Linked DNA regions of Homo sapiens: region 1 is linked to region 2. A link is a contact called in ENCODE Hi-C data. All regions are on one chromosome and are shown on one strand. The core of a region is the stretch at or near the end of the contact, and the rest is flanking DNA. Distances in the headings are between cores, read along the strand shown.

Region 1 (5,645 bases), core at 2,684-5,183, 700 kb before region 2:
CTGCAGTGAGGGCCTTCCCAGGGCCTGTGGGATGCTGGGGGCAGGGATTCTGCTTTTTGTCCCTGGGCTATATCTCACTAGCCGTTTGCTGGGAAGGCAGGCGGGGACCTGGACGCCCGCACACCCTCGAGGGCCTCCAGTCTGCAGGTCCCTAGCCCGGGTCCCAGGCAGTGTGCAGTGTGGACCTGCTTGGCAAGGTCGGTACAGGGGAGGAGCGATCCTTCAGGAAGGTCCACAAAACTGACCACAGCAGGGGTGGGGGTGGGGAGGACTCTTGGGCATGAAGGATGATGGACAGCAACAGGGAGGTGAGGATGGGCCCCAGGCAGAGGAGCTGCGTGCGCAGCGTGGTGTGTGAGGTAGACAGTAGACGGGGAAATCTGGGGGGGCCCGAGGCAGCATCTGTGGAGGGGAGGGTGAGGGAGACAGGTGCCAGGTCACGGGGGTACCTGAGGCCACACTGAGGATCCAGGCCCCGCCTTCAGGGCAACGCAGCTGTTGGTTAGTTTTGGTAATTGACACATAATAACTGTATATATTATATATTTATGAGGTACAATCTGATGTTTTGATATATGTTTACATTGTGAAATGTTTCAATCAAGCTAATCAATAATCTTTCACCTCACATACCGATCTTCTTTTGTGGTGAAAACATTTCAAATCTTCTCTTTTAGCAATTCGGAAATATACAATGCATTAGTATTTATTCTAGTCAGCATTCTGTGCGATAGATCACTGAAACCTATATGTCTTATCTAACTGAGATCTTGTATCCTTTGACCTTCTCCCCTTGCCCCATCTCCCAGCCCCTGGTAACCGCCATTCTGCTTTCTACTTCTAGGACTCTTTTTAGACTCCACATGTTAAGTGATATTTCTCAAAAGAAGACATCCAAGTGGTGAACAGATCTATGAAAAAAAAAAATGCTTGTCATCACAAACCATCAGGGAAATGCAAATTAAAACCACAGTGAGACATCACCTGCCCTGTTCGAATGGCTTATCAAAAAGATGAAAGACAGCAAGTGTTGGTGAGGATGTGGAGGAAAGGGAACCTTGTGTGCTGTTGGTGGGTATGGACAGTCATACAGCCACTGGGTGTTGGGAGGAGAAAACGTGGTGATTCACTCAGCAGATGCCCTCATTCATTCAGTGCTGGCCAACTGCTGTGCTCCTGGTCCTGGGTCGGGTGCCTACTAGAGGATGCAGATACAGCATTTGAGATGGACTGCTCTGGCACTGGCCTGGGGGCAGGGTAGGGGAGCGGGAAATGGTCATTCCTGTGAGAAGCTGGGATGGAAAGGAGAAGACGGATTGGGGATGGTAAGAGGCAGAGGGGGCAGGCTTGGAGATCACATGGGTGTGGACATGGCGGATGGGGTGGGCTGGGAGAAGTGGGTAGGGAAAGGTGGCACCGAGGTAGCAAGTTCTGGTGACCAGGCAGATGGCACCGTCCTGCCCAGAGATGGAGGCTACAGGAGCTGGTGAGTGCCCCAGGCCTGGATGTGGGACACATGAGGTCATGAGGAGCAACCACAGGAGCCGTCCTGTGAGAAGCTAATATGTGAGTCTCAGGAGGAGATGGGGTGCCGAGGGTCAGCGGGGTTGCGTGTGTGAGTGCGGAGCAGAGTGGAGGCCGCGGGAGGCCAAGGCAGTGGTCAGGATGTGAGGGGTGGAGTGAGCACTGTGGGCCTGCTGGAGGAACCTGAGGGGCAGACATTGCCATCTCACTGGCAGGTCGGGGAGAAGGTGGCCGGTGGCAAGGGTGTGCCCTCGGGTTATAAGGAGGGGTTCATGTCCAGACTCTGGACATGTATGGCTGGGAGACTTTGGGTAGCTTTTCTGAGCCTCAGGGTCCCTAAGTTAGATGGGGGTGATGATGTCTACCTCACAGGGTGTGGGGGATTAATGGGCCAAACTTGGTGCTGATGTGCATAGAGTGTGCAGTGAGACCCCAACCTTAGTGATGCCTGTGCCCCCAGATGCAGCTGAAGGGTAGCACCCACCGACTGTAATATCATAAGGGGGCAGGACACACCCAGATATTTAGGACAAATCAGAAATCCTCGTTGGATGCTCTTTCTATGCATGTGAACACATTTTGGTTGGGGCAGGGCGAGGAACCTCTCAGAGCCATGGATGGGGTGGCCGTGAGGAGGGGGAGTTGCATGCTGGGTATGCCTTATGGGTGGGCATGAACTTTGTGGACCAAAGGCCACAGCCCCTTTTGGAGTAGCCCCTTTTGTAACGGTAGAGGGTTTTAGGAGGGATTTGTCGATGAGACCGTGGCTGAGGTTCATCTGAAAAGGCTCCCTGAGGAACCAAAGCCCAAGACTCGCTGGATAGATGTGTTCGGTGCAAACCAGGGTGCAGAGAGCACAGCATCAGGTCCCAGGTGCCAGTTGCCAGGCCAGCCCATGGTTAGACAGCCTCAGGTGGAGGGAGTACAGCTTCTGTGTCCCTGCCTGAATGAACGGTGGCACAGGAGTGGAATTTTGAGATGCCCTGGGAAAAACGTGGAAGCGCTGGAAATGTGTGGGCAGGAACAGTCTTGGAGCACCGTGTGGACCTAGTCACAGACAAGCCCGGCTCACGTCATGCCTCATTCTGCTTATCTGTGATGGCTGACCTCCTCAAGGCCAGCAAGGTATCAGGACTTACAAGTTCCCAACAGCTTTGCAGGCTCTGGAGGACAGCAGAAAGGTCACCGTCCACAAGCAGGCGCTGCCACCATGGAGAGGGGTAAGCGACATATGCCTGGGTGGTTCAGGAGCACCACGCTTAGTCCAGCCCCACCACCCTACAGAGGAGGAAAACATGCTGAGGAGACTTTCAGGGACTTGTTTATGCCCCAGTTAATGATCTTCTCCACTTGGTATCCCCCGGTACAAGGTTTCCAGAAATGTCATCCTTCTGATGGGATGTGGGAACCCCCAGGTCCCGATTGCTCAAGGTTTGTCAAAGATTTCCAGGCCCACGCTGAAGACGGCAGAGGGACAGTGTTACTCGTGGTTAAACGTCTGGTCAGCACCTTCTTTGCCATTAGAAATGTCATCTCCAACTCCCACGAATGTTGCTTCACCGTTAACTGGGGTGACGTCGGGCGGCTGCCTCTGCTCTGCTCTGGGGTCAGGATTTCATTTCTGCTTTTTTCACAGGTGTAAGTCTGGGCTGTTAACAGGCACAGCCCAGGAACCCAAGGACATCTGTTGGCACCACGGCTGCCTGCACACAGGGTGCAGACTTCAGATGCCGTGTCCTTCCCCATCCGCTCCTGCGACCCAGCCACGAAGCCTGGCCGGCTCTATTCCCTGAGCCTCTGGGTGACTTGTGACCCTAATCCACCTCTTTGGGGAGGTTTATTAATTACTGTACTGGAGGCAGCTCCGTGCCAAGAAGTTCAAAGCATCTTCCAACCTTGACCCATTAATCCCTTTAGCATCCCAGGGAGATCGGAAGGCACTGGCTGAGTCCTGTGATTCCCATCGCCTGCCATTGCATACATGGTGGGGGATGGAGGGGGAACTTGAGCAAGGAGAGCTTGGCCTGCATGTCCTCCGTGAGTCAATAGCAGGCCTGGAAAAGAAGTTGAGTTTCCCGACTGAGGCCAAGAGCCTCACTGCCAGCACAGGCTTCCTTCCTTACAAAACAGTTGTCATCCACGCCTCTCAAGATGTACCCGTCCCTCAACACCCCATCCCCCAGCACGGGCCGCCTCAGTATCTTAGTGCCAGCAGCACTACCGCTGTTTACATTGAGCTCTGGAGAGTGGCGTTTTATCATCAGGAGCAGCCAAACACGGCCCTCTCCCTTCTCTGAGTATCCTCTGCAGAAAACACCCTCCCCCACAAAAGGGTTTGGTCTTGGAGCAGAGGCCACATCCGTCACCTGTTCAGGGAGCACCACAGCTGTGCGGTCCCCGAGGGGGCTACCTACCAGGGCAGGGCGGCTCCCCGGGGTGCTCGGGGGACCCCCAGCCAGAGGCAGCTGGATAAGGAAGAAACAAGATGTTCTTTCTCCTGCCTGTATTTGCCTTGTACTCTTCAGATTCGACATTGTTTTTAATTTTCAGCCTAATTTTAGTCCAAGAACTTGGTGAGGCTGGAGAAGAGTCTTAAAGCCTTTTTTTTTTTTTTTTTTTTTTGTAAACAAGTGTACTTTTCTGGCCAGATGTTTCTTTTTTCCTGGTCTTACGGGGCTGCGCCATTGAACTGGCCGGCTGAAACTGAATAAATCTTTGTTTTACGGCTTCTTTGGTCCTTTACAACTAAGAGCCTCAGGAAGGAATCAGATCTTTTAATCCTCCTGGTCTTAGCCTGGAATGACCTCGCAAATGCACCATTAGCTAAGAAATCTTAGAAATATGTTTGTGGTTGACCTGAAAGCACATTAGCAAAGTCCCAGGCCCTAACACTGGGATGGTTAATCACCCCTGGGATGGAATGACCAGGCAGAGCCTGTCCCAGCAGGGTGCCACAAAGAGTTGAAAACATTTCTTTCTCATGAGCGGTATGTCTTGCACGATCAGGTGCTTCTTAGCAGTGACCAAGACAACAGTTACCTTCGTCTCCGGCTGGATATCCTGTTTAAAATCCGACCCTGCGTTTAAACGTGTGCAGAACGGGTCCTCAGTGCACCCTCCTGAGGTTGCTCGGACGGGTTCCTCCAGGAAGTGTGCTGGGGTGTGGGCTGACACAGCACTAAGTCGCAGCTTGAGGTACAGTGAGATGTTTTCATGGTTTAGGGAAAGCAGGCTGATTCCAGCTATTTTCACTTCTGAAAGGGCCCTGGCAGAAGGACAGGCTTGTAAAATCTGCTGTGAGTGATACAGCTGCGGCCAACCGTGGAGCCCTCCAAGTGCTGGGGAGAGCAGGCAAGGAACCGGGCCTGGTTCTTGGACAGGTTTTCATGTCCTAGGAGGAAGAACAGTTATTGCTTAATCTTGAAAATTGGGCTTTAGACCCTCAGTGTCACAGCTGACCACAGGGCTGGCCAGGTTACAGATGGGGCAGGGCCCTGCTGCTCCTCCTGATCCCTCTGCCTGAGGGGCCTCCCTCCATGGCCCCAACCCTACCCCACTGCTGCAGCGTCCCATGCTCCGATGTCTTAGAACTTTGAGCGGAACGTCCCATCTCTTGTTCTCTTCTCTGCGGAACTGTCTTTTCCTGGCCCCCTCGAATGGGCTTGGGGCCATTGCCTTCTCTGTCATCCTTCCCTTTCCCTCCTCATTCACTGCCTTCTTCCCTCTCACGTCTAATCAGTCTTCGAACTGTGTCAGTTCTACTTCTGTGACGTCTCATCACCATCCCTGCTCAAGTCTCCGTTACCTGGGCCACGTCCACAGCCTCCTAACGGCTCGTTTCTGCCTCTGATCTCTCTGAACTGCCTCTGCCTGCATGTGCTGCTGCTGACTCTTCCCAAGCTCAGCCCTGGCCGTGGCATGCTGCGTTCTTCCAGGAATCCCTGTTCCACTGGTGTCCAGTCCCTCTGTCTACCCTCACAGGCTCAGGCCCTTCACCATGAAGCCCCGACTCACCTTTCTGGGCAAGAAGTCTGCACCTTCTGACCACTCTGGATAGAGGCTCTTGCTGCTCCTGTATCTTTCTTTGCCTACTTGATTTCTCCTACCTGCATGGAGCCCCC
Region 2 (5,083 bases), core at 631-3,130:
TTGCTGTTCCCTGACTCTCCCCACAGCATGGTTGCTGACACTGATCCTTCCAGGAAGCTGCTTAACTCAGTCCCATTTCCCAACAAGCTCTGAGAGTCATTAAAAATAATAATAGATGTGCCTTTGCAGATATAAAGCAAGAATGGCTAGTTGTGGCATTTCTGCAAAGCTTAAAAAACACAGAAAAATTATTTTTAAAAAAGGAGGGGGGAAAGGCTTTTGTAATTCCACCACCAAGAGTCAGCCACTACTTACTATCTTCCTAGCTCCCTTTCTAGAGCAGTGCTGTCCAATAAAAATGTAAAGTGAGGCCGGGTGCAGTGGCTCACACCTGTAATCCCAGCGCTTTGGGAGGCCGAGGTGGGAAGATCACCTGAGGTCAAGAGTTCGAGACCAGCCTGGCCAACATGGCGAAACCCTGTCTCTACCAAAAATACAAAAATTAGCCGGGTGTGGTGGCATGTGCCTAGAATCCCAGCGACTCAGGAGGCTGAGGCAGAAGAATCGCTTGAACCTTGGAGGCGGAGGTTGCAGTGAGCCGAGATCACGCCACTGCACTCCATTCAGCCTGGGCAAAAAAAAAAAAAAAAAAATGTAAAGTGAGCCACATAAGTAATTTCACAATTTCTAGCAACATGTTTTGAAAAGTAAATTTCACCTGGCTCTTAACCAGGTGAAATTAATTTTAACAATATATTTTATTTAACCCAATGTATTCAAAATATTATCATCTCAATGTGTAATCGATGTAGAAATCTTCACGAGATCGTTTACATTCTCCTTTTGTACTAAGTCTCTGAAGTCCCGTATGCTGCTTGCACTCACAGCACCTTTCGATTTGGTCAAACTGCATTTCAAGTGTTCAGTACCCATGTGGCTCATGGCTGCTATATCAGAGAGTGCAGGTCTAGGGTGCTTTTTAAAGCAAATGGGCGAGTGTTGAGTGTGACAATGTTGGACTGTCAAGGCCTGTAGAGTTTGGGACCCTGCTAGTCCACACTTGCCCCTGAGCCTTGCAATAATGAAATCCCTTCCTTCCTCAGGGCCAGCTGCTCCATGCACACCATATAGAATCTATACACTCTTTCCCAAGAGCTCCATGCACTATTAGGTGGGGAATCATTGGATGTCAGGAAAAGAAAGGGCAAGATAGCTCCATGGTGCCCTGGGTCGACGATGGAGAAGCATGCCTCTGAGAGCCCTCCAAGGTTAAGAAACAGGGAGTCCCCAGCACCCCTCAATCATCCTCATTCACATTGCTACTGCCCCGTTTTCCACACTTCAGTTTCCTCGGATTTCGTACTCCAGGCAGAAGCTCCAAGACGCCTAGTACTTCAGGTTTGACATCCTGCCAGCTTGGGCTCCAAGCAATGGGCTCCCCGTACATTGCGAACCGCGTGTCTCCCAAGATGAAAGACTGTAAAAAAAAGATAAAAATAGTTCCCGGGAAAGGGACTGCTTCAGCTGGCCCAGTTTGTAGAGTCCCTGTTTCATCTCTGATGTGAATAATTCATCTCTTCTAAAGTGCTGCTGTTAAGTTAGGAGCATCATTATTGCATTTTTTTTGATGAGGCACTTCTTAAAAAATCATAAACACCCAGCACATTAAGAGGAGAGCCTGAAGTACGTCATTTAGAGCCATTTGCTCAGGCAGAACCCAGCGCTTGTGATCCGTGCCGTCAGCTTGTTCCCTAAGCTGACATATCAAAGCTGCCTTTGGTTTCCTCCTTTGCTTAGACTAGGGAGTATGACCTTGCTTCTTTTGAAGAGTTTGCAGAGGTGGCCCTGGAGAAGGAAACAGTCCGGCCTGGGAAGCAGGCGGCCGGAGGGCTGGCCCTTGCTCTCTTTGGCCTCTTCTCAATTACCTTGTGAAGACAAGCACAAGTAAACAACTCTGGAGTGAGGCCAGCTCAGTATACATTCTTGAAGAAGCCGAAGGGCACTGCGATATGAATAATAATATGAGTAACAGTGACTCATGCCACCATTAATTGATCACTTACTACATGCCAGGCCGCCCACACTAAGAGCTCTAGATGCATTATCTCATTTCATCCATGCAACGCTATGAAGAGGGACACTCCTATTATACCCATTTCACAGATGAGGGCACTGAGGCACGGAGGGCAGGGATGAGTCATTTGCAGGGCTGTCTGCTCCTGTCCTTCTCCACCTCTCTCAGTGGGGAGGGACACTCCCCTCCAATTGCTGATAGTCCCTGGAATCCCAGCTGAGCCCAGAGCAGGTCTGCAAAGAGGTCACTGAACTCCGTGATAGTAAGGTCAAGGCCACCCTGAAACCAGCCATCTCCTACAGAGCCAGGCTGCCCTCCCCTTGCACACAGGCTGCCTGGGCTTAAGTTCCGCCAACAGACTTGGAGCAGGAGGGCTGCGGGCTGCCCTTTGTATGCACATGCGTCTCCAAACCAGCCTTTTTACAAAATGTATTTTAGTTGTGGGATCCTTTATTCCCGTGAATTCTTATCCAGAAGCCCAAAATGTAGAATAGATTTTCAGGGAGTTTCCCTGGTTGAAGGGAGGCATGGGGGACCCAGAGACCCCTAGAACAGCCCTCTCAGCACCCTGGACCTGGGTGAACCAATGCTCTGAGTGACTTCTTTGTTTGACGAGACGGGTCAACTGAGTCCCGGGGAGGGCAGCCACAGGGCTAACATTTACTGCGCACTTGCCGCGAGCCTCACTGTGCGGAAGCTCTCTCGTTCTCTCCGGTTACCCCGAAGCCTCAGGCTCCCCTAGTTCACCAAGCCCAGGTTTCTGGGAGTGAACCTGGTCCCGCTGCCTGCTCCACACCTTGTACATCTTTGTCTCAGGTCTCGAGGGACAGGATTGAGGTGGCCCTGTCCCTTCTGTCCCCTCCATCCCCAATGACAACTGATGGGTTCCAGGTTTTCTGTTTCCCTTTAGCAGGAAAATGGAGCCCAGAGATTTGGTCTGGCTTCCCACGTGAAAAGTCCACCTGCTACTTGGCCGGTGTAGGTGTGGGCTGACCAGGTGCCTCCTGGCCTCTGGGGCCTCCTTTCTGGCACAGTAGAGCCGGGGTGGAGGGCGGCCCCACGGGGACAAGGCTTGGCAGAGCCAGAGGTGAAGTGGCCGGCATGGCAGCTATCCACAGCTGGGCCCAGGCCTGCCCCAGTGGTAGACACAGGGGCCCAGCTCAGGCCCCATAAGGAGGAAACTAGAAACAATTTTCCTCACCTCGCACAAATCCCATCCCAAATTCCCACCCACCAGCTTAGAGGGAGCGGAGGCCTGAGCTCATCTTCTCACGTGGAGCTCGGGCATGGTGCTGGGGCCCCAAGGCCCCGGAATCCCTGTCTGGGCCTCTGATCCCTGTCTTCAGAAGGTGGCGAGCCACCCTTCCGGCCTTAGGCCTGCTGACATGGGACCCAGTGTCTGTTTGTCCAAGTTCAAGGATTATGAAATGTGGGTTATTGCCCTGCTCTGCTGATACTGGCTCTGTGGGGCCTCCATCCCAACCCCCTGATCGCAGAAGCCCCAAGCTTTCTGGAGACGCTTGGCCTCGTTTTATTCTCCCAAGAAGACCCTGCGGTGGGCAGAGCAAGACTTTTAGCCCCATCTCCCTAGCGGGAGAACTGAGGAGTCACGGCAGTGCCCTGGCCCCAGCTAGCAGAAGTCTGGCAAGCTCCAGGGATTTCGAATCCTCTTGGGAATTCTCGCAGGAGCCAGTCCCCTTTTTGCCAAGTGACTCCCACACAGACCCATCAAACTTTGCAGGTCCCCATGGGGGAGCAAACTTTGCAGGTCCCCTGCAACTGGACGGGGACAGCCCTGAGTGGTGAAGCGGGGCTCTGTGGCATATCCCCCGGCAAGGAGCCCCCCTGGCCACACCCACTGTCCAGGGATGCTGCCCCCAGCCAGACCCTCAGCCTCCTAGTCCTGGACCGAGACAGGGTGGGCTCGGGCCACACATGAGACCTCCCGTATATGTCCTGGGCTAGCACAACTGCTGGGTTGGCCAGCACTGGGCTAGGTCTGACCCCAAGATGGAATAAACAAAGGAAAATCCATGACAACTGGACTTAGCTCAGGGTGGGCCCTGCCCTGACATCCTCTCATCCCGCAGAGCTGCCCACACACTCAGGGGCATGGAGGAGCCACAGGCTGGCCAGGGGCCCAGCACCCTGGAGGACACAGAGAGGCACGGAAGTCACCTGGGCTGGAGGGGAGGAGTCAAGGCAGCCCTCCCAGGGACAAGGCCCTTCCGGCTGCAGCTGCAGAGAGGGAGGGAGGAGGAGGAGCAGGTCTGCCCTCTGTTCTGACACCAGGGGCCTTCTGGAGCTCCCCCAATGCTGCTCTCCCCATGCTCCTCCTCCCCTCCATGGCCTAGCCACCTCCCCTTTGCCCTCCTGGCTGCAGCCTCTGCTCCCCTCCCCATCCCACTTGCCTGAGCCAGCGCCACCTGGCCACATCCTGTATCTGCCCTCACTGCCACTCCCCAGGGCCCCTAGTAGCCCCCTGCTGTCCACAGGGACAGTCCCACCCCTCCCCACCGGGAACAGAGCCCAGCACCATGTGGCCCCTCAGGCTGTCCAGCTCCAGGACTCCTGTCCTGGCCACACCCTGCACTGTGGCCCCAGGTGCTTGGGGGCGTTCCCTGCACCTCCAAGCTTTAGCCACAGGTGCATCCTCCTGCTGGAAGGTTCTCCCTCCCCTCCCCACCTACTGTTCTTGCCCCAAGACTGGTCTTCATAGCCCGTCTCTGGGGCCTCTCCCCATTCCCTGGCTCATCCACAGTGAACCCCTCCTGGCTTGTCCAGACCCCACCTCACCTGGACCACAGCTTGTCACAGTTGGCCTGCATGCCAGACAGTGGCTCCTCGGGGCAATGACAGCATCTTTCTTTTCTTGAGCTTCTCTGAGGCCAGCCCAAGACACAGTTCAACCCGTGTTTGTTGAATGAATAAATGACCTACAATGGGGCCTTACCCTTTCACACCCAGGACAAAGTCATTTGCTCCCTCCAGGTTTACTTTGCTTTACTTTGCTAAACCACCACGCTTGCTCTCCTCTGCTTCACTCTTGCCTCCCACTGCCCACACCGA

The links. A loop is a pair of places that touch in the nucleus more often than their neighbours do. Pooled maps may share reads with other maps.
Region 1: a loop to region 2 is called in a map of gastrocnemius medialis, with 4 times the contacts of the local background. The contact joins two enhancer-like sites. A Hi-C loop is called at or near these places in 3 of 168 maps with a recorded cell type or tissue (gastrocnemius medialis, ovary and prostate gland) and 5 of 50 pooled maps.

Annotation. Positions count from the first base shown.
Region 1 is chr14:101,358,724-101,364,368 of GRCh38, reverse strand. It overlaps LOC107984697 (a long non-coding RNA gene), which reads left to right. Exons shown (of 5, transcript XR_001750892.2): 1 at 1-197; 2 at 845-1,033. Among named protein-coding and RNA genes, the nearest start is that of LINC00524, 46 kb to the left of the region's middle. Within about 2 kb of position 3,933, at least 18 of the 41 ENCODE cell types and tissues checked have a DNase peak (open chromatin) inside an H3K27ac peak, as active enhancers do.
Region 2 is chr14:100,657,833-100,662,915 of GRCh38, reverse strand. The region is part of intron 1 of LINC00523 (long intergenic non-protein coding RNA 523); the gene reads right to left. Among named protein-coding and RNA genes, the nearest start is that of LINC00523, 3.1 kb to the right of the region's middle. RefSeq lists an enhancer at 1,195-2,394. Within about 2 kb of position 1,880, at least 3 of the 41 ENCODE cell types and tissues checked have a DNase peak (open chromatin) inside an H3K27ac peak, as active enhancers do.